Regions from separate parts of the Homo sapiens genome. Here region 2 is linked to region 1. The links are chromatin loops, found by intact Hi-C in ENCODE. Cell type or tissue: GM12878. All regions are shown on one strand. Links, peaks and the distances in the headings refer to the core of each region. The heading gives the core; the rest is flanking DNA. Region 1 overlaps THEMIS (thymocyte selection associated). Region 2 has its middle 50 kb from the start of THEMIS.

Evidence for each region. Hi-C counts contacts between places; a loop is a spot of excess contacts. Peaks named below come from ENCODE experiments on the same cell type or tissue, not always from the same donor. Only the 100,000 strongest peaks of a DNase experiment are listed, where the experiment ranks them.
Region 2: it touches region 1 in a loop (2.6-fold over the local background); 4 of 110 quality-filtered maps call a loop at or near these places.

What each region holds. Positions count from the first base shown.
Region 1 is chr6:127,849,758-127,861,922 of GRCh38, forward strand. THEMIS (thymocyte selection associated) reads right to left here. Exons shown (of 6, transcript NM_001010923.3): 2 at 5,273-5,431. Among named protein-coding and RNA genes, the nearest start is that of THEMIS, 45 kb to the right of the region's middle. In GM12878, for the core only: CTCF peaks have their summits at 4,417 (motif pointing right) and 5,995; no DNase peak of the experiment used is centred there.
Region 2 is chr6:127,945,144-127,957,308 of GRCh38, forward strand. No RefSeq gene overlaps it. Among named protein-coding and RNA genes, the nearest start is that of THEMIS, 50 kb to the left of the region's middle. In GM12878, for the core only: no CTCF peak of the experiment used is centred there; a DNase peak (open chromatin) is centred at 6,298.

The DNA.
Region 1 (12,165 bases), core at 1,816-9,815:
GGTTGATATATAAGACCTGAAACCATAAAGTTTTGGAAGATAACATCAGAAAAATTATTCTGGAAATGAGCTTAGGCAAATAATTCATGACTAAGACACCAAAAGCAAATGCCACAAAAATAAATAAATGGGACCTAATTAAACTGAAGAGTTTCCACACAGCAAAAGAAATAAGCAGCAGAGTAAACAGACAACCCACAAAGTGGGAGAAAATATTTGCAAACTATGCATCCAACCAAGGACTAGTATCTAGAATCTATAAGGAACTCAAACAAATAAGCAAGAAGAAAACTAATAATCCCACCAACAAGTGGGCAAATGACATGAACAGCTATTTCTCAAAAGACTATACACATATGAACAACAAACATATGAAAAATGCCCAACATAACTAATAATCAGGGAAATGCAAATTAAAACCACAATGAGATACCACCTTACTCCTGAAAGAATAGCCATAATAAAAAAGTCAAAAAACAATAGATGATAGATGTTGGCATAAATCTCATGAAAAGGAAACACTTTTAGACTGCTGGTGAGAATATAAATTAGTACAACCACTATGGAAAACAGTATGGAGAGTCCTTAAATAACCAAAAGTAGAACAATCTGGCAATTCCATTACTGCATATCTACTCAAAGGAAAAAAAGTCATTGTATGAAAAAGACACATGCATACACATGTTTATAACAGCACAATTCACAATTGCAAAGATATGGAACTGACCTAACTGTCCATCAACCAACAAATGGATTAAAAAATGTAGTATATATACACCATGGAATATTACTCATCTGTAAAAAGAAATGAAATAATGTCTTTTGCAGCAACTTGGATGGAGTTGGATGCAATTATTTTAACTGCAATAACTCAGGAATGAAAAACAAAATATCATATTTTCTCACTTACAAGTAGGAGCTAAGCTATGAGGACACAAAGGCATAAGAGTGATAAATGGAATTTGGGGACTTAGCGGGGAAGGTTGGAAGGGGGTGAGGGATTAAAAGACTACATATTGGGTAGAGTGTTCACTGCTTTGTTGGTGGGTGCACTAAAATCTCAGAAATCACCACTAAAGAACTTATCCATGTAATCAAAAACTACTTGTAACCCTGAATCTATGGAAATAATAATAATAATAATAACATAACCTGTCTCTAAGAAAGCCCAGATATCAGACTTACTAGAGAAGAAAAACTTAAATTAGCTATTTAAAATATATACAAAGAACTAAAGAAAATCGTGTCTACATAACTAGAACAAAAGTATGAGAATAATATCTTACCAAATAGATAACGTAAATCAAATGTGAAGAAAATGCAATTGAGATTATACATTCAGGGGCAGAGGAAAAAAAGTATAAAGAAAAGAACAAAGTCTCAAACACCTATGGGTCACCTTAAAGCATAAGAATATAAGAATAATAGGATTCCTAAAAGGAGAGCAGAGAGAGAGAGGTATAGAAAGAATATATTTTTAAAAAATGGCAAAAACTTTCAAAATTTGATGAAAAACAATCTACACATTCAAGAAACTTAATACACTTCAAGTAGACTAAACTCAAAGATTCATGCCTAGACATGTGATGATCAAATGGTTGAAAATCAAAGACAGCCTTGGAATCTCTCAAAAGAATGAGAAGACAGGCCACGGAATGGGAGAAAATATTTGCAAGAGTCAAATCTGATAAAGACTGTTACCCCAAATATGTAAAGAATTCTTAAAACATAACAAGAAAAACAAGAACTCAATTTTTAAAAAAATGAGCAAAAGACTTGAACAGACACCTCACCAAAGAAGATGTACTGATAGCAAACAAGCATATGAGAAGCATATCCTGAATACATGCCATCAGGGCATTGCAAATTAAAACAATGATATACCATAGGCGTCTACTTATAAAATGTCCAAAATCCAAAATATTGACAAAGCAAAATGCTGGTGAGGATGTGGAACAAAAGAAACTCTCATTTATTGTTTTTGGGAATGCAAAATTGTACAGCTACTTTGGAATATAGTTTGGCAGTTTCTTTAAACTAAACATACTCTTACTATACAGTCCAATAATCACACTCCTTGGTATTTACCCAAAGGAGTTGAAAACACAACCTACCTTAAATGTGCTCAGAACACTTACATTAGCCTGCAGTTAGTAAAAGCAAAATTCAAAATTTGATGTATGCTTTCTATGGAATGCATATTGCTTTTGCATCATGGTAAAGCTGAAAAATTATAATCATGTCATCATACGTCGGGGACTGTCTGTAGTTTGAAAGTAAAAGAATAAAAGATGAGAGACCTTGCAAATATTAACTGAAAGAAAACTGGAGTGACTATACTAATACCAGACAAAATAGACTTTAAAACAAAAATTGCTACTAGAGTCAAAGAATATTATATAATGATAAAAGGGTCACTCCATCAACAAGAGATAACAATTACAAATACATATACCCCTACCATCAGAGCCTGCAAATACATGAAGCAAAAGCTGACAGAATTGAAGGGAAAATAAACAATTCAACAATAGTAGCTGGAAACATCAACACTTCACTTTCAACAATGACTAAAACTAGAAAGAAGATACACAAAGAAATAGAAGACTTGAACAATACACATAAACCAACAGACATCTGTAGAACACTTACCCAACAAAAATAGAAAATATATTCTTCTCAAGTGAATACAGAACATACTCTAGATCATATATTAGTCCAAAAAAAACAAGTCTCAATACATTTAAAAGGATTGAGTCATACAAAATATGTCATCTGACTATAATAGAATAAAATTAGAAATCAATAGCAAAAGGAAATTTTGGGAAATTTACAAATGAGGAAGAATGTTTTAAAATACCATTTGACTTTTTAAGTCAAAAATCTAATTGGGAACTTAAATAGTTTTAAAATAGTATAAATAAAGAGATGCTGCTATTAAAATTTTTGAATAACATTAGTATCTTTGATTTCTATCTTTCTCCTTAGTGCTGATGTAGAAGAATTATCCCTGTATCTGGGATCCCTTTCATCATTATCTAGGAGTTCTCTTTGAAGAAAGAAACTATACCCTGACCAGTGCCAATCACTTTACCTTTCCATTTTCACTCTGTCCTTTACAATAAAACTGTTTTATAAACATCATTTTCAAATTGTCACTTAATAGATGCAAGATTATCATGCTAATTGGAAGTTCAAAAGAATATTCTAAATAGCAACTCCCCAAATTAAACTGTTAGCCAAAAACTAAGTGTTTTCACTATTCTAATAAGAAAAATTCCTTCTACCAAAGATTCTAGTCATTTTAACTTACTAAATATTTATTATGTGCATCTTTTTCTAAATACCATGGGGATTATTGTAATAAATAAGATTCAGATTCTGCCTCAGCAAACTTGTGATCTATTAGACAGATGGTGGTAGTCAGACAAGTACACAAATAGCCTCAATTACATGCAAAATGTGATAAATGCAATGATTAAGGCACGAAAAACTATAGTGATTTAAAAAGGGAATTGTTACATCTAATTAGAGTACTTAAGAGAGGCATCTTATAAAGTAATGGTTCTCAACACTGGCTGCTCATTAGTATCACACTGGGAGCTTTAAGAAACCTTGATGACCAGACTTTGCCACAGAGCAAACAAATCAGAATATCTCATGTAAGTGGCCTGAACATCAGAATTTTTTAAAGCTCCCTAAGTGATTCTAATGTGCAGCCAAATTTGAGAATCATTGTTATAAAAGATGAGTAAGAAAGAAATAGAATTGAACAATGTGGAAAGTTTCATTTGAAAGGGGACTGAATACTAGAGCACTTGAAAAAATCCTCACTTCAATATAGCTAATATATTTTCATTCTTCCAACCTCAGCCCAATTAAAACATTCCCTAAAAAGCTTTTCCTGACTCCTCCAATGACAGTAATAATATCTTAATAATGGTAACAAAAGCTGACACTTTTTTATGCACCTTTCTATATGCCATGTACCTTTCTAAACACTAAATATATTTCAATACGTAGCCCTCCCAATAACACTAGGAGATAGACAGTATTATTATTCCCATTTTACATGAAAGGAGGGTAAATAACTTGTCAAAGTTATTCAGCTAAGAAGTGGCAGAGCTGGGATTCAAGTACAATGGCTGCAGAATCCCTGTTCTGAAACACAACCAACTATAGTCTGATATTCCTTTTCAAGCCCCACAAAGAACACAAGTATACTTCCATCAAACCATGAAACACATCATATTGTTAAGATTTATGAGATTTTTCTCTTCCACTGGTCATTCATTCATTCATTCAGTTAACAATTCCTGAGCACACACTCTGTGCCAGAAATTGTGCTTGGTATCAGAAATACAAAGTCACATGTTCATATTTTATGTCAAGGAGTTTTAGTCTACAGCAGAGGTCAGCAAACTACAGTAGATGAGTCAAATCCTGCTTGTCACCTGTTTTTGTAAATAAAGTTTTATTGAGCCATAGCCATGCTCATTGGTTTATGTATTATCCAGAGCTGCTTTCGTGCTACCACATAAATAGCATAGTGAAATAGGTGTGACAGAGACCCTCTGGCCACAAAACCTAAAAGATTTACTATTTGGCTCTTTATAGAAAAAGTCTGCCAACCCCTAGTGTAAAAAATATGGCAAATGAGAAAGTCATCAATGACTATCCAGTGAGGTGTATGTTATGAGGCCCAACATACTATGGGAACATAAAAGAGAAATCTAGATTAGGTTAGAGGGTCAGCAAAAGTCTTCTAGATGGCATGATATTTGAGCTAGTTTTGGAGGGCTGAGTAGAGTCAATTAGATAAAAAAGACCAGGCCGACTTTTCAGTAATATTAGACAGGCAAGGTCAACGGTGATCCAAGGAGCTAGAGTAATGACAGTAGGAATAGCAAAGAGGGTAGATAGGCTTAAATGATGTTACTTAGTTCTACAGAATTTATGAAAATATATCTTTGATTTCTTGGTTCTCATTATTTAGCACAACTAGTGGTGTGTATATAGTTGGAACTCACTAAATGTTTGTTAACCAAAGAGATTAATTCTTAAGTACAAGATAAACATCTTTCACTTTAAAAAAGGAGAAAATAGTTGCTTTCCATTCGTTCTTAAAATGATCAAACTATAACAATTCCGGATTTTCCCCCCCATTATCCTAGAGTGAAAAACAGACCATTTTTTTCTTGTTTTTGGTTGTGTATATATACATATTAATAACAATATAGTTGTACAAATGATAAGTGGTTGCAATGTGCTGTACCTGGAAAATTCATAGGCAGTTCAAATGGCTGTAGAGACTCACAACCTTCAATCTGCTCACAAATTTCAGCTATGATCTTCTTAACTTTGAGACCAGTAATTTTAATCACTTCTCCTGTTGAAAAACAGCATTCATTTCCAAACATTTCATAAATAGAGCCTAAAAGGAAAGAAAAGTTAAAACAGCTTTTTAAAAAGAAAACAGTGAAAAACAAAGTAGACTCAAAAGCTTAATATAAAGTGTTTTAATTCAGTTCCTCTCTTAGCTACCTGCTAAACAGGAATTTAATCAAGCTTGGCAAAATGTACAGCATAGACCAGAAAAATATTAGATTTTCACTTTATTCACTGGGCCAAATATAAATAAATCTTATTTTTGTTATTTTTGTAAATTGAATTTATGATTTCCTCAGCACCCTCAGCTCATCTTACCATGGTCAAACTACAAACGTATCTTCCACTACTGAGATTTATGATCTGTTTTTGCTGGGTCACAAAATTAAGCTCATATGACTCAAAAATGATCTAAATAACAACTGCAAACAAGGTTGTCATACAATTGGAGATGAAAAAGAGGGTCTGCACACCAGGGCTTCACATTAAGAGGGTCATATTTATTTATTAGATCTGGTTCTCTTCATTAGCATGAAAGTAAAACTTTTTGCCCATTTTTATCTCTTGGTTTTTGACAAGCTAGAAACCATTCTGAGTATCTTTGTGGCGATAGGGGGCAGACCAACCCAGATAAACTGAAAAGCTTCATTTTAGTCAGTATTTCAATCGTCTTCTTGACAAACCTTTTATCATAGATGCTACAGCTAAGTTTTCATTCACTTATTTTCCTTTAATATTCCCTGATGGAAGGACAGTGAGGAGTAAAATAACCACAAGATGAACAACAGCCAAGAGCAGAGGCAAAAATTCTGGATAATCTACCCCCAGTGAAAAGGAAACAACCCAAAAACTATATCTCTGGCATATTATTGCTTTACAATTCAACACTAACTTAAGGCAAGTATAAATAAACATTATAGAGCTGTGAGCTTTTATATATATCAGTTTTTCCTGACTTCCAAGATGATTTACGTTGTCTTTGCCATACTACATGTGAAGTATATGAGCACAGCGTTTTAGGTTTGCTTGTTTGTTTTCTGAATTTTTCTGTGTAGAACCACCTCCTCATAGAATTGTTCCTGATATGTAGCATGCACCTAGAACATTTTTATGGTATTGATGGTTGCCAGAAAAGTTAGTAAGCCTGGTATCCAATCTAGCTCTAAACAACAACTCTGAGGTCATATCAGAGTCCCAATAGGTAACAGGGCACACTCAAATTAGAATAATTTCAGGAAGTTTATCATAGGGGCCATCTTTAAAAAGAGGCACAGCCAGTTCTAGGCAACCAAAGAAAATAAATGTCCTGACCTCACTCTTCTCCATAGGCATCCCATTAGCCAAATTCTGCCAGAAGCCAGAGGACAAGCGAGCTACTAATGTCCCCACAGAAGTCAGCTTCCCAGGCAGAGTGGGTATGAAAATCCAGCACACCCACATTACTGTCCTTATCTGAGCAAGAAGCATTTTTGCAGACAAGAAGAATACATCTAAAGAATACATATTAAGGATAGTCTATCCATTCCTCAAGCTTCCGGTACATATTTCCATAACCCTCTCCTTGTCTCATACTATTCCCTTAACTACATATGTGCTCATATTTTCGTTAACTTTAATGCTTAATGTTATCAGCAGGCTCAAGTCCTTTGTGGAACAAATTGAGGTATTAAAAATACTAATAAATCCACAGTGACATTTTTCCCCCAATTGACTCTGAATGGTTATTTGCTATGATCCTCATTTGGCAATTAATCACATACTAACATTTTATATCTTTAGTATTATCTCACCCTATACTTAATTTTTTATGAGTTTCAGTTTTTATGACTCCCAATTCAATTTTAAACTTCATGAGAAGAAATATTGCATTACTTTCTTGTATGACTACAACACATCAACTTCCCCTGTTCATTCATTCAGCAAACTTTGATTAAAAAAAAAAACCTACTATGTTGGCGATTGGCAATAGGAATCAGAGATAAAATGCATTATTCATTCCCCCCAGAAGCATTGTCTTGAAGGGAAAGAACAATTAAGCAGACAATTGCAACAGATTAGGAGAAGGGTGTAATAAAGGAAATACAGGGCAATGTGGGAGTATACTGAAGGCATTTAATTATGCAATTACATGAAAAAGAGATTAGAGAAGGATTCCTGGAGGAGATGACTGCAGATTTGAGTTTTAAAGGAAGAGTCACAGGACACCAGGACAGGCAGAGGAAATAGTATTTGAAAAGGCACTGAGATGTGAAAGAGCCTGATACATTCTGGAAACTTCAAGTACTTTGTTATGTCTAAAATGTAAGTAAGAAGGAGGAAGTGGTAAAAACAGAGACTAGGGAAGTAGAGGGAGTCCTGATGGTTCAGAGCATTCATTATTGATTCATTATCAATAAATAAAAAAGCAATTTAAAGTATGAAGCAACCACAAAGTCACAGAATCTACATTTCCAGTTATCATGGTCCAAAAACACATTTAAGGACAGGTCATTTGTACTCTAAGTGTTTGCTATACAAACCTTGGTCCACCACATCACCTGAGAGCTTGTTAGAATCTTAGACCCCAGACCTACTGAATCAGAACCTGTGTTTTTAACAAGATCCCTAGATGATTTATAAGGACATTAAGGTTTGCAAACATTGGCCTAGGCAACAAATGGATAACAATATAGTCTCTGTTTGAAATTGTTGCAAAACTAACATAGAGGGGAAAATGTGTTAAGCAGAGAAAGCACTGGGCATCATTGAGTTAGAGGATGTTATAAGTGGAGAGAGGGAAAGGGAAGGCTTTTAAGTAAAGAAGCAAATAGTAAAATTTTTCTTTGTCATATTAAATGGAACATAATCTAACGTAGCCCATTTCAGCTGAAGTCTGTTGGGCTTAATTTCAGTGCACTGATTATCTAATTGTAAATGTAATGTATATCAAATTGGCTGAGTTGGAATGTCATCTTTCTTTTAAAGGTTCAATTGGAATTCAAAATAAAAAGATAAATTTATGTGAGATTTCATATCAATTCACATGGAATAGAAGCCAGAGAATTCTATAAAAAGAAATTTCATGAGTCTTGGTCACCACAAGAAAAGCTTTTGACTCTTCAGGTCTTTTTCCAAGCAAGTCTTTCCTTTTGGAAGAAAAAAGCTCACTTCTTTCAGTCACATAAGGAAAAGACTATCATGTAAATAATAATCTTTTGTAATTTCTCTTTAATATTTCGTGACTTCCAATGTTCTTCAACCAAGAAAGCTGTTAACTCATTTTTAATAAAGAAAGTGTTCAGAGATGTCCAGCACTAGAAAGCTAGAAAGTTATGTCTATGATAGGTGACAGGGACATATAGCAAAGCTTAAGTCGCTAAAACTGGAAATCTTGTATTTTATTATCACCAATATAATGTGTCTTAAAATATATTTTTTCCTTCTTGATAAGTTAAAATGGTGAATTTTAAAAATATCCAACTTTCATTATCTCAAAACAAACACATAATATGTGTAATTGCTTTTAAAAAAATTGCTGAGATATGTGTCTGAAATATATCTGTGTATATATAGACATACATATTAAAATGGCTTTCATTTCATTTTAACCATAAAACATGTATTTTGAATAAGCAAATCTCGAATCTATTAAATCTTTACAGACTGATTCTATCCAAGTCAAAGCATATGTATTCAGAATAATGCCAAACATCAGAGAAAGCTGGAACAAAGCAGCCTGTTTTCAGTGATCAAACATTGCCCCTGAAGGCTGTAATGAAAGAGCCATGTGCCTTTGAAATCACCTTTTCTGTAATGCTACTTTGCTCAATAAAAACGACACATTAATATCCTTTTATGAGCTCATCCCTTGTTTGACAATCCATATAAGCAATGCTGTGATCACATCAGAACAGCCAAAACAATTGGTTCAATAGATTTTCTTCCATCTTCCCTACAAAGTTAAAAACGTGTGACAGTCAGCAAATAGGAAACTGCATTGGATGTTTCTCCCCTTTACTCAAATGCACTCTCCCTCCATTACTGCCTGCCCTACCACCCCCTGCCACTACACCAGGCCACCCATCCCTTTACATCCTTATTAACTTGTCAAAGTCCAACCAATTCCAAAGCTTCAGCCCATATTTATCATTTTCTTCAAAGCCTTCCTTGATCCCTACACCTAAGTAAGAATTAATTCTCTCCTCTGTGCTCTGATAGCACTTCATGCGTATCTCCATTAAAGCCTTATGTGATTATTATCACTCTTTCAATTGGAGTGTTATGTATATTTTGCAATTTATTATGATTTCCTAGAGAAGAGACATTATCTTAACTATATGTATACCTCCCCCACAGCTAGTAAAACAGTTTTTTTTATCACTTATTAGATGATTAGTGAATGTTGTTATAATTTTGTGTCATTGTAAAATGACAATTAATTGTTGTGAACATAATAGTGGTCCTTCTACATAAGGAGTTTAAAGCATGGTCAAGTCAAAGGTTTTTGCATGGGTTATATCTTTATTTGGTATGTTTGATATCAAATATACAAGTGAAGTATATACAAGCTGACTATGTTGTGAATTCTCTAGACAAGGAGTAATGAGGGTAGTGGTTCTATAATATGAATCTCTACTAGTTAAGTTTGCATAAAGAGGGAGCTCATGTGACCATCTGAGATATATTTTTATAAGCTAGGAAATTATATCTGCAAAGTATGGCTGATAGTGTCTGATAGAACCATATCCACTGGGGTTGCCAGTGGAGATGCAACTTTGCTCATTATAAATAGGTGTGATTATTTTTTGCTTCAGGATAGCACAAATTATCAAGAAGGAGCATCCCTCTAAAGGAAATGTTTAAGTGTAAAACTATTTTATTGGCAATTGTGTACCTAGACATGGCAGTTGATGTGGCATTGAGACCATTATGGTGATAAATTCAATTTTCCAAATGAACCTCTAGATAGGCGACCACAGGAATGAAGTTCAAAAGAGGCCATGGTTGCAATAGACATTTATATGGCCAGTCTTCCACAAAGAGATGGTCTGCATTTCCTGTAAGGCAGAGACAATGTCATTCCCACTCTATGAAGAATGTGTCTAAAAATAAGTGAGCATGATATTTTAATGCAGGGTACATATAAGTAGACACGAAAAAGCAAGCTTTCAGCTTTACTAAGGGTGGATACTCCCAGTTGGACACTAGATATAGCACTAAAGGTACATCTGAGAAATGCTAGGAAATGATCTTTCCAGGCCATAGAGACTCTCTCATCCCCAAAATATCAGTATTAAGAAGGCAAGGCATTGGGATTACATAATAAGAAAAGTTATGGCTGTGCTAAGAACTAAGGTAAAATCTCCCTAACCTCTAAGAATATAGGATTTTTCTCGTGAATTGGGGGTTTAAGTATTATCCAGGAAGTCAAGCCTAAAGACTGAAATATGCAAAAGACTGTAGGAAATGTTGGTGAGTCTTACTTAAAACATCTGAACATGGGGAAGCAATAAAAGTTCCTACAGATTGGAAATGCTGGGGCCTGAGAGCCAAAAATAAATAAATAAATAAATAAAATCAGATTAAATAAGTACTAGGACCAAAACCCAGAAAAGAACAACATTTCAGTCACTCTGAGTGATGTGTAAGAAATTCAGGTGACTAAGTTTCAGTGATAGAAGAAGAATAAATCACTGTTTCGTGCATTAGCTAAAAACGTATTTGTTTAATGGTAAATTTATTAATTTAATAGATTAAATAAAACTGTACTAAGAGGGCTTACAAGTGGTTGTCATGATAGAAGTCATCATTGTGGCTCATTGAGTAAACATTATCAGAGCAAAGGGATTTGAGGGTGTGTGTATGAAATAAATATCCCTCCTGTGTATCCACAGAACACTTATCTATGATTGTGGAACAAATCAGTGACTGTGCATCTTCTGATACTATTATTGATCAAATATTTCCCATATTTCACCCAAATTTTTACCCTCAAAATGACATAAATAATATCATAATTTCATGTATAAACAATATTGCTTTGGGAGTTGGCTTATTGTTTTAGGAAGGACTTGGTTTCAAGTACATTTTATACACATCAACATCTCTGCCTACATTTTATATCTTAAATGTTAAATAAATTTAATATAGACATCTATAGCCATTTAAAACCATAAACTTGTTCTCTATTTCCATTTAATGAATACAAATGTACTGACTGCATTGATTATACAGGGACCCTAATGGATTACAGTGTGTTCGCACAATACATACAAAATAAAGCTTCATGTTATTATCTATTTCCCTAACTTTGTTAGCATTAATTAAACACTCCATTAGCTATTCTGCTTGTGAATTATAGTTTAGAAATTGAGAGTAAAGACTGGGCACAGTGGCTCACGCCTGTAAGCCCAGCACTTTGGGAGGCCAAGGTGGGTGGATCACCTGAGTTTAGGAGTTCAAGACCAGCCTGGCCAACATGGTGAAACCTGTCTCTACTAAAAATACAAAAATTAGCCGGTCATGGTGGTGGGTGCCTGTAATCCCAGCTACCTGGGGAGGCTGAGGCAGGAGAATCACTTGAACCCAGGAGGTGAAGGTTGCAGTGAGCTGAGATTGCACCACTGCACTCCAGCCTGGGTGACACAGTAAGACTCCATCTCAAAAAAAAAAAAAAAAAAAAAAGAAAAGAAAGAAAAGAAAAAAAAGAAAGAAAGAAAGGAAATTGAGAGTAAAGGCTTAAAATTTTTAATAAGACATTTGGAGGTCATTAATTGAAATTGTGCTTATATTGTGCATTTT
Region 2 (12,165 bases), core at 2,289-10,288, 96 kb after region 1:
CAATGGCTTCCAGTTGAGTGTATCTCTAGGAATTGTTGTTGGTTGAAAGAAGTTGCCTCAGTCAAGATTAAGACATTTCCTTGAAGGCTGCTTGAATTTAATGAGTAGTCAGAGTTGTGGTACAAAGATCTTGATCCCCTGACTCAATAGAGACAATCATGAAGGGCTATCCCAGTTACAGGAATCTCCACAGGATCAGTTGAAGCCTCTGGTGCAATTCATTGCAGTTCAATTTTATCTTCTGCCCAATCTTGCCTCCCTCATCCCTTACTTGTGTTGGTCTCTAGTAAATGCCCTGTAAATAAATCTGCACCTAAATCCCAGAGTCCTGGAGTCTGTTTTCTGGGGAATCCAACATAAGAGAGTTGGTTCTGGGAATGTCCATAGGAAGCAAACCCCATAAATGTGATTTTAGAGCTAGATTCGCTGTGGGTCGTATGGTAATAAGGACACCATCATTGGAGGTAGATGAAGCACTCACAGCCCCTGGCACATGTTTGCAGTATGAGTAAAACTTATACCAGTGATGAATGGGGATGAGATACTTATGAAATGTAATTCACTGGCAGGTGTAATATATTAAGATTTTTAGATACTTGGGGAAAATAATAATTATAAGAATGATAGGATCAGATAGTTACTGATGAGACACATGACATATTGGAAAAAGACAGTGGAAAGATGAAGGTGATTAATCACCAACATAAGGTAAAATGGTAAAGCCCAAGAGTTTCCTTGACATCACATAGAGGCTCTCATTTCCATCAGCTACAGAGTACAAAAGGCTGAGCATGAGACCCAGTAATTAATTATAAGAGAACCTGCTCCAGAGTAGGTTGCATTCTCAACCCTGTCAGGTCTGATATGCCAAGGTCAAAGCACTGATTGAGAAACGGGGGGACCCTGAAACTTGGAATGGGAACTCCTGGGACAATGTACTAAAAGATCCTGAATTTCAATAATCCTCGGAACCCAAAGACTGCAGAAATGTCTCACTTCTCACCCTTAATAACCATCACTCTCCCCTTATTTTGAAGACAATGTATAGATTTTTGATTGAAAGACACCAGTTTCTCTACTCAAGATATAGCACCACTTTCTCTACTGACTGCTAGAAAAATAACTGGGATTGGGTTATAACCCAATCCATAATCCCTAGCCATAACCAGGCCAGGAAAGTGCAGGGCCTTCTAAGGGAAGAAAGTCATTATATACCAAAGCTATCAAAGGACCTAGGCAACATGTATGGGTTGTAGTTGGGAGATTACATATGAACCTGAATCTTGAGAGCACTATAACAAGAGGGATGGAATGCGAAACTAGGCAAGGACATGTTTATCATATGGGATCACTCTCCGACATAAGATTTAATACACTGGCAGGAACCCTGGAAGATGGTACTCTTATACTGCTAGACTGGCCCTAGGATGCTTGGAAAAAGTGATGACTCATACTAAGTGAAGTGGAAACTGCCAGAATGAATGGTGAAGGAAAGAATTAAAGAGCTAAAAAATACCATGTTAGAGTTCATAGTCTACCCTGAAAACAAGTCACAATTCTCTACTCAGTTTCCAGACCTAAGCTAGTTCTTAGATCTGAAATCACTGACTGAAGGAGAGGCTGATTGACCATGAGAAAGGAACCTGCAGCACCATGGCAGGTATACAGATAATAGTTTCCCCGGTCCCTCTCCAAAAGGAACCACTACCATTTGCTCAAGTACCTGTACATCAGAAAAACGAGAATACTCAAAATATTAGAGGACTGTAGGAAGTATCCACATTCCCTACCCTCATTAGAGTGATGGGTATGGGAGTAAGATGTTAAGTGTAGTCCTGTCCCAGATCCAACTCACAGTGAGATCACTTATTCCATGGACACATCCTGTAGTCATTTCTCTAGTCTCCAAATGTCCGATTCAATGGATATCTTGGTGGCTGGAAAAGCTCCACATTGGTTTCTTGATCTGTGAGATGAGAACTATGTGTAGTGGGGGGAAATCAAGGGGATTTCTCTGAAACTTCCTCACAAGAGAGTAAGTCAAGACTAATATTGCCCAACTCAATGAGTGTACTAAAACACATTGAGTTATGCAGTTTAAATAGGTGAATAGTATGATATGTTAATTATATCTCATTAAAATGTTTAAAATTGCAATTTGGGGAAATGGCATACAGTAATGTTACCTTTAGACACCTAGAAAATGCACCTTAACATATCTCCATTTCATTTACCAATCTGGCACCTAGAGAAACCAGATACATCCTCTTGGTAACGGTGGTTACTGCAAACTCAATTAAGCAGCAACTCCAATTAAAATTGGCATTTCAGATATATTATCTTTACTAGCACAAATTAACATGGACTTGGGAACATGGTATATAGCCATTGACCTAGCAAATTTGTTATTTTCATTTCTATCAGGGAAGAGGACCTAAAGTAGTTCACATTCACATGAGATAAGCAATAGCATCTATTTGTGATCTTGCCCTGGAGCTGCAGTATTTCTGACACTCTGTTGTAATATAGCTGGAAGCAACCTGCACATTTGGACATTTCCAAAAAAAAAAAGAATTCTTTCAATTCAATGAAAAACTGCTAATTAGACCTGATGAACAAGAAATGGCAAATACATCGTAGGCTTTGGTAAGAAACAATCACTTCTGATGGCAGCAGAGAAACTCTACAAAGAATCAGTGACATGCCACATCAGTAAAGATTTTAAGAGTTTAAGAGGCAGGCCGGGTGCAGTGGCTCCCACCTGTAATCCCAGCAATTTGAGAGGCCAAGGAGGGTGGATCACGAGGTCAAGAGATCGAGACCATCCTGGCCAACATGGTGAAACCCTGTCTCTACTAAAAATACAAAAATTAGCTAGGCGTGGTGGCAGATGCCTGTATTCCCAGCTACTTGGGAGGCTGAGGCAGGAGAATCACTTGAACTGGGGAGGTGGAGGTTGCAGTGAGCCAAGACTGCACCACGGCACTCCAGCCTGGCAACGGAGCCAGACTCTGTCTCATAAAAAAAAAAAAAAAAGAGACAGGGACTGGTTGGAATCCTGTCATGACCATCATTTTGAAGGAAAAAAAAAGAGTGTAGCGGTGGGTCAGACTGAGACATACAAATATAAAGAACAAAGAACTGTCCAAATTAGAGAACTAAGAATTGCATTTTGAGCCGCTAAAGTAGAAGGATGTGTAATGCCTAGCAGAACTCTCCCAATTCTGGAGGCAGTATATATGCCATACTTGGGAAAACTATATCATCCCATTTACTGATAAGGAAGGTTACTGACTTTAAACGGGGTCCAGAGCAGGAAAGGGCACTGCAACAGTTCCGAGCTGCCGTGCATACAAGCATTCCTGCTGCTTGGGCCCTTCGATCTGGCAGACCTTCTTATGTTAAAGTTATCTGTGTTGGGAAAGATGCCATATGGCATTTAGGGTACCACCAAATAGAAGAGTAACAGTATGGGTTCTGGAGCAACAGTATGGGTTCTAAACATCTCCATATTGTCTGATGTTTAGATGATTGAGCATCATTCTAAAAATAGATGTTGGTTTTTGACTGGGTCCTGGTAGAAATGGAGCATCTGAACCTGGATGCACAGTGACAGAACTACCCACCTTGAGTTGGGTTATCTCAGACCCACCAAGTCATAGGGTCAATCAGACCTAGCAGTAATCAATCCATTGTAAAATGGAATTGGTATCACTTGGAGCAAGCAACAGTAGTGAAGTCAACTGCACAATCGAATAGTTCAGAAGTCTGTGCCATCCACTACTGCTGCACCAGTACCCTTCTCTCATCAAACAGCTATAGTAAATGAGAGAAGTCTTTTATGGCCAGCTGACACAGGAGGCAGAGGGCCATGCAAAGTTCATAAATTGGTTAGTTCAGCACATGGGTGCACGTTGACAATAGACTGCTATTCTACTGCAGGCCCACTTAGTGGTGGCCTTGAAAGACAGTGGCTAGAAGAAGAAATTATAGCACTCAGTAAAGTTTTGGGCAGTGCCTCTGGTCATGCACTTTGCAGGAAAATATAAGTAGACATATATGCATGGATTCATGGATAATGACCAGTGGCTTGGATCTTTGCTTGGGGCCCTGGAATGAAAAAAAAAATTGTAAGATTGCAGACAAGGAGATTTGGGGAAGATATATGTGGGTAGAATTATCAGAGAAAGCATATTGCATATTAAAACTAGAGAATATCCACCGAAACCGAGTGGACAGAATTATACAGCTAATCGATGTTTACACAGCTTCTGTTCTTAGCCACTGCCAAATGGCTGGGGTGACAGCCACTGACAGGTGGTTGCAAGTTCAGTACATTGGATTTCATCTATGCTAGAATAACCAGTGATTTATGTTGATTGGAATCAACAGTTATTCTGGGTATGGGTTACCTTTTCTGCTTGAAGGGCTTTAACCAGTACCATTCTCCAAAGGTTTATAGAGTTTTGATCCACCAATACAGATCCCATGTAACAGTAAATAAAACCAAAGGAACTATTTTAAAGCAAAGGAAGTTCATCAGCAAGCTCATGGTCACGGGATTCACTTGTCCTCTTACTTTCTATACTACCCAGAAACCATCAGATGATGGAGTGATAGAGTAGCTTATTAAAAGTACAGATGCAGCACCAGTTTGGATGTAAAGATGAGGCACCAACTTGGATAATAGGGCACTATCTTTCATGATGAGACACTTAACACATTGATATTCATTATATTGTGTTGTGCTCCCCATATGTAAATACATTGCAACAGGAACCAAGGGGTGAAAGTAAGAGTGGCCTCAATGATCATCAAGCTGAGTGACTTACTTGGAAGTTTGTATTCTGTACCTTTAACTCTAGGCTCTTTTAGCTTTAGAGATTTAGGAACACTCCCTCCCACCAAAGGACAAAGTGAGAGTCCCATTAAACATTAAGTCAAAGTTGACCTCTGGTTACCTTAGTCTCTTTATACCTAGAGCTTGGTGGGAAAAGAACAATGTCAACATCCTTGCAGGTATAATTGATCCTGATCTTCAGGGGGAGACAAGGCTGATGGTATACAATGTGGGCAGGGAAGGATTCATTTGGCATCAAAGTGATGCACTGGCGTATCTGTTGGTGTCCACTATTAACAGGTAATAGTCAAGTATAGCAGCTGTGCTTGAGAAATACATGGGGATTAGGAGCTCTCACTCCTCTTGGACGAAGGTCTGCATCACTCAACCACGTGAGCCATCAAGACAAGCAGAGGAGCTAGTTAAGGGTGAAGCAAACTTAAAATGATAAATATCCTTGAAATTAGCCACAGCACCGGAGTTTGTAGTTTGTACTGTTAATCTTCCTCTTGTATGTTTCCCTGGTGGTAGAGACCAACCATAATCTTGTAGGAGCTGCCTCCAGACAGGGTGAATTCACTACATTATATGAAGTAAAAGATCCAGAGACACACAGGAGTGAACTGTAGTGAACGCTATAGCGTTAGACACACAACTTTCTTTAAGGCCATGCACCCATCATCCAGCTGCCAGAATTGTTGACTACTGACAGCACTTAGCTGAATGCCCCTCCAGATATCACCCATGGTTGGTGGAAGCTTCCTCATTTAAGGTTCTGTCCTTTGCCTCTGGGTAGGCTGCAGCCAATGACCGGTTCATGGAGCGATACAAAGGCCTGGCCTCTGCCTCAATGGAGGCAACCCTGAAGAGGCACCCGAGACTTGTTAGAACTGCCTGGTGGTTAAACTCCTTCTGCTCAATCCTGCTTCCCTCAACTGGCATGTGTGTAGTTCTCAGGAACACTACCCAACACACTGCCTGCATGCTAATCTCCATTTCCGGGTCTCTTTTTGGGGAAGCTAACCTGCAACATTTGCCAACTCTGCTAGAATAATACTTCCTTTTTTTCTTACCTAGCCATTATAAATGTATACGTGATGTTATTCTTTCTCGGACAATAAATAGTACTTTTAAACTCATGTTTAAATGATTCTTTCATGTCTCCTGAAGGCCTGGTGTCAAATTCCACTGAACCCTCTTTCCTTTGCCTTTTTCCTAAGATTGCCAGACCTGGGTACCTGCAGGCACAGCTGAGGAGACCTGGCATTTTCTCATCTACTCTTCAAAAGTGCCATGATCTAGTTCCTCTATTGCTACAGCAATAGCATAAAGACAAACCTTGCAATGGCCTCTTTTAATATGAAACAATTCAGTTTTTACTTTACCAAAGCCACCAATTTCCTGTACTTTTAAGCCTTTGTCTCACTTCAAGAACCACAAAACACAATCATTAACAAACACCAACAGTATTTCTCAGTCTTAATTCAAGTTTGATGTTTCAGTTTAAGTTCTACCACAGAAAAAAGTCTCCAGAAAAGTGTCCTTTTTGGTTGCCTGGATAACTTTTCATTAACAAAATAAAGTCCAAACTCCTGTCAATGTTAGGTCCTTTGTGCTTTGTCTTTAAATGAATCTCCACTCTGATCCTGCTAAACTGATTGGTATACAATTTATATCTCGTCCATTTTTTGTAGTACTCTCCTCTCTCATGGCTCTTCCACCTATTAGTCAAGCCCCATCTCTTATAACATCTGTGATGAAGTTTTGTATGACCAACAGAGAGAAAAACAGAGTGGTGGGCCCCCAATCGCTTATGGGAGAAAGACCATAATCCCTCCCACAGCTTGGAAGGTCCTGTATGGGACAGCTTCTCTGTCCAACTCCAGCTTTCTCTGGCACATTGCTTTCTGAGTTTCAGTCCCATTCACATTTTTCTCTTTGTAGCACCGACGTTCTTCCTGCCAAAGGGTTATTTGGATACCTTTCCTCATACTTCTTACATTGCCTCTGTCCTGGAAGCTCTAGTCTTTTGCAAGAGCTTCCTCATATTCTTTCAGATCTAATATCAGTTTTCACTTCCTCAGGGAAACTTTACCCTATTTCCCAGAATAGGTAAGAATTCCATTACGTGCTCTCACAGAACCCATAATTCTGCTTATAGCTGTAGCTATGTTCTAGTTACCCTGTATTTCTTATTTAGTGCTTTTCTTATTAACTTAGTCAAGGTTTGGGTAGAAAATCAGAAATAGGCACTTTATGACAAGCATGGTGACTCACATCTGTAATCCTAGCACTTTAGGAGGCCGAGGCAGGTGGATCGCTTGAACCCAGGAGTGTGAGACCAACCTGGGCAACACAGCGAAACCCCATCTCTACAAATAATACAAAAAATTAGTGGGGCATGGTGGCCTGCACCTGTGGTCCCAGCTACTCAGGAGGCTGAGGTGGGAGGATTGTTTGAGCACAGGAGGTCGATGCTGCAGTGAGCCATGTTCATGCCACTGCACTCCAGCCTGGACAACAGAGTGAGACCATATCTCAAAAATAAATAAATAAATAAATAAGACATACCCACTTTAGGCCAGGCGTGGTGGCTCACACCTGGAATCCCAGCACTTTGGGAGGCCGAGGCGGGTGGATCACGAGGTTAGCAGATCGAGTCCATCCTGGCCAACATGGTGAAACCCCATCTCTACTAAAATACAAAAAATTAACTGGGTGTGGTGACGTGCGCCACTAGTCTCAGCTACTCAGGAGGCTGAGGCAGGGGAATCGCTTGAACCCAGGAAGTGGAGGTTGCAGTGAGCCGAGATAGCACCACTGCACTCTAGCCTGGCAACAGAGCAAGACTCCAACTGAAAAAAAAAAAAAAAAAGACATACCCCACTTTAGGTATGTCGAGGAGGAAGGGACTAAATATAGGAATGTAAGACTTACACAAGACTTTGGAAGGGAGGAAGAGCAAAGCCTGGGAGGAAACTGACATCAGAATTCAGGAGCCCATAAAGTGCAGGAGTCATTTGTGATCTGGGCTGAGCCTCTGTGGTGAATTTGTAAGCTAAGGCCTAAAAGCTGCTGGCAAAACCTCCTATGAGCCATCTGCCAAAGCCCATGCAGTTCTCTTACACGCCGTAGGAGATTACTACCTTCTGCTTCTTTTCTTCCTTCTAAATCTCTTGCAAACCTCTCTCATTACCAGAATCTAATCTGCTGGTAAGCATTTTAGGCAATGTAGTTCGGCAGCTTCTAGAACAAGTTTGACAAACATTTCTATAAAAAGCCAGATAGTCAATATTTTAGGCTTTAGCTATTGTAGTATAGATTGCACCCACACTAACATTTGAGTTTTGGATAATGATTACACATTACAAACTCCTAGTTTTCATTTGATTCTTCCCCAAAACCTTTTTTTTTTCTTTCTTTTTTTTTTTGAGCTGAGGCCTTTCTCTGTTGCCCAGGCTGGAGTGCAGTGGCATGATCTCGGCTCACTGCAACCTCCACCTCCCAGGTTCAAGCAATTCTCCTGTCTCAGCCTCCCGAGTAGCTGGGATTACAAGTGCCTGCAACCATGTCCGGCTAATTTTTTGTGTTTTTAGTAGAGACGGGGTTTCACCATGTTGGCCAGACTGGTCTTGAACTCCTGACCTCAGACAATCCACCCACTTTGGCCTCCCAAAGTACTGGGATTACAGGTATGAGCCACTGCGCCTGGCCCCGCTAAACCATTTTAAAATGTAAAAATTATTAATTTGTGATCAGGACAAACAGGTGGCAGGTTAGATTTGGCCCATAGGCAGTTGTTTGCCAACCCTTTGTCTAGACCCTGCAAAACAAGAAGGGTCTTGTACCTAACTAACAAAACTACAATTGTTTTATCATCTCAATGGTATCATAGATGTGAGTTCAGGAAGAGGAGGTGAAGAGCAGGAGCAGATGCTAGAGGATTCTGAGCCACCACTCCTGAAATATACTTGTGGTTTCTTCACATTTTCAAATTCAGTCTTATATTCATATGTATAAGTTACATTTAATCACGAAAAACGGCTGCACACATCCCACTTCGTAATTCTATGGGTCAGATAGCACTCAGTTCTTAATGGTAGCTCCATACCTATATCGCTGGTGTTCCATACCACCATCATCTGCTTCTTTTCCACCAGGGCCAAGAAACAAACTAAAAGCAGCCTTACCAATGGAGGATAGTAGTTTGAAGAAGAGGAATTAGCCTTACTCTAAAACCTCAGCGGTCTGGTGATGTCATTGTTGCTGGCAACAGATTTTATCCCTTTCTGCCACAAATACTTCAAGTACAATTCACTTTGCTGGGTCACAGGTCTAAGTGATGGGTCAGCTTGCACAGAAGCCTGGACCTGCTGCATAACCCCACCTTGCTCTAAATATCCCTTGGAACAGGTAGCTGTATAGGTTACCTGGTGGTTGGGCCAGAGTAGTATATCCAAATATGGAATTTGTCGCGTCCCAGTTTCAATGAGACATACTGAATGCTAGAGCTCTTTCTTTTGTGGACTGTGCAAAGTGAGACAACTTGTTTCTAATTTGAAAAGGAATATTCTGCCATTTTCACAGCATTGTCACACTAGAAACTTCATATGATCACAAGTCTATGAACTTTCACATGGTTTGTCTCCCTTCCTTGGTCATGTGTTTGTCTTCCTAAGGCATCAGGTTGTTAGTTTCTTCCTGATGACATGGTAAAATTAATATGCTCCAACATGGCATTCTACTGGGTGTCAAGATAATCAAGCTCCCTCTAGACCAGGAAGCAGCTATTCAAAGTACGTGCCTGCAACAGTGAGGTAAGGAGCTTCCACCAGAAAATAAATCAATGCACTACTCCTTCATCAAAAAAGTCTTTCTAAGAAAAAAATTGTCAGCTGAGCCAAACGGTGTGCTTAGTGGTATAGTTCACATTCTGGTGCAAACTTCCTAATTCATTGGGGATAAATAAGAAACATGGACCAGAAACCAGTTCACAGATGACACTTTGAGGATCACTGCTCTAGTCTAGACCTCAACATGACAGAGATCAGATATTGTCTTGATAAAAGACAGCAAAGTTGTACTGCTGACCCTCTGGGCAAAGGTGAGGTGTTACAGGTTATAGTTACTGATGGAAACTAAAAAGAAAGCATTTGCTAGGTCAGTAGGTTCATATTGCATGCCAGAAGCTGATGTGTTTTAGTAAAGGTACCAGCCATTTCTTGCCTCAGATTTCCAGGTTTCAATTTCCCCAGGGCAAAAAGTCTGTCTATGCAACTCATCAAATATATAAGTGACTCAACTCCATATACGATTTGATGAACTGTGTTTTAGGGGAACTTCTGGAACCAATTACAGTATAAGTCAAGAGTTCAGCAGGAAATTGATGGCATACTCAAATAGTTAATTGAGGGATTTTTGTTGTTGTTGTTGTTGTTGAAAAGACTATTTACAGTAGTACCAATAAGGGTTGGTAAAGCACCCAAGAAGTAACAAAGCTATAAGTTATCATCCCTGGGCCTGAATGGAGACAAGAATAAAGCAGTGTTACTGGAACCTGGAGGGCTGAAGTTATGGGGCAAATGGCTCCCTCCCAGGACATTGATAGAGGAATTGCAGCCATTATAAAAAATGTGGACCAGTATGGGGAATGTACCACCTCCCTTTCCTCCCACCAGCTGGTCTTTTGTTGGTGCCTTGCCTTGGCCAAACCAACTCTAAGGCAGAAAGCAAGGGACCCCGGGTGATGCAGATTCAAGAAGTTAGCCTCCCATAACAGAGAGCCAAGTAGAGAAGGGCAGAGACTGATGCTTAAGAGGCAAATAGAGAATAACATTCATTCATACATAAGAGAAAGTTTTGATAAAACAGGTTATATCTCCACAATCAAATATCATACAGTAATTTTTAAAATGAACTAGATTTCCAATGTAAATAAATCTCAAAAACATATTAAGAGAAAAACAGTAAGCAGCAGCAGGGTACCCACAGTCTAACATTTACATAACATTTAAAATCCAGTAAAACCATATTTTATGGATATATAAATATGGAGGAAAAAGATGTTCTTGCAGCTGGGAATGCAGTTCTGTATACATTAGTGTTATGGGTTGAATATATCTGAAAATATCCCCATTCTACCCTCACAACTTGAATAATTTGGCTGGGTGTGTTTTATATTGCTGTATGTTGTGGGTTGGGCTGTGTCCTCCAAAAATATATGTTGTCTGAATCCTCAGCACCTTAGAAGGTGACCTTATTTGGAAACAGAGTCATTCCATATACTACTAGTTAAGTTAAAACGAGGTGATACTATGTATGACATATCACTGTGCAGTATGACTAATATCATAAGAGGAGAAGAGACATTGGGAGAACAGCATGTGAAGATGGGGGCAGAGATTGGAGTGATGTGGCTACAAGCCAGGAATGCCAAGGATTGGAAGCTAGGAAGAGGCAAGGAAAGATTCTCCCCCTACAGGTTTCAGAGGGAAAATGGCCTTGCCAATACCTTGATTTCAAACTTCTAGCCTCTAAGAACTGAAAAAATAAATTTCTGTTGTTTTAAGCCACCCAGTCCGCAATACATTGTAATGGCAGTGCTGGAAGTCTAGTACATTCTCAGGACTCTTAACCCAAGATGAGTGACATGCTTCGAGGCTATCCAGCTCTGACGGGTACAGATGGATGACTCAGTACATCTCGATCTTTCAGTCAAGGGCATCTATTTGTTTCCTGGCTGGTGTCCTTCAGGCCCCAGCTGTGCAGACACAGTTTGGCTCTATTCTCTCCCATCTTCTCTGGTACCCCCCAGGTCACACAGTTTCAGCCCCCGCTCACTACTATGGCTTTCTCCATTTTTCTTTTTTGGAAAAGCCTCTCTATTTCTGATTTATGAGATTTATCTTTCTAGTTTTCACAGTAAGCTCTATATTTATAAAGTATGTTTGTATGTTGTTATCATTTATGCGTTTGGACTGGAATGGAAGAAGATTTTGTTTATGTTCAATCCGTGATATTGAACTGGATGCATGCCATAGTCTCCTTAGGCCCAGATTTATTTTTTGTTTCTCATGGTCCTGAGTCAATTTACTTACTAAACTGCTCATTGAATTCAGGAATACTGTAAATGAAGTGCCAAAGTACTTAGGGGAATGAGCTATCCAGTGTACTCAAAGGATAATCCTGGAAAGTTCCCAGGAGCCGATGCCTTGGGGTTTCATTTATTTGTCTGCTTTTTCAGAAGCAGAAACACTGTATGATGTAGTGGGGAAAACACAGGAGAAGAAGGAAGCATGGATTCTAGGCCTGGCTTAAACTATGTC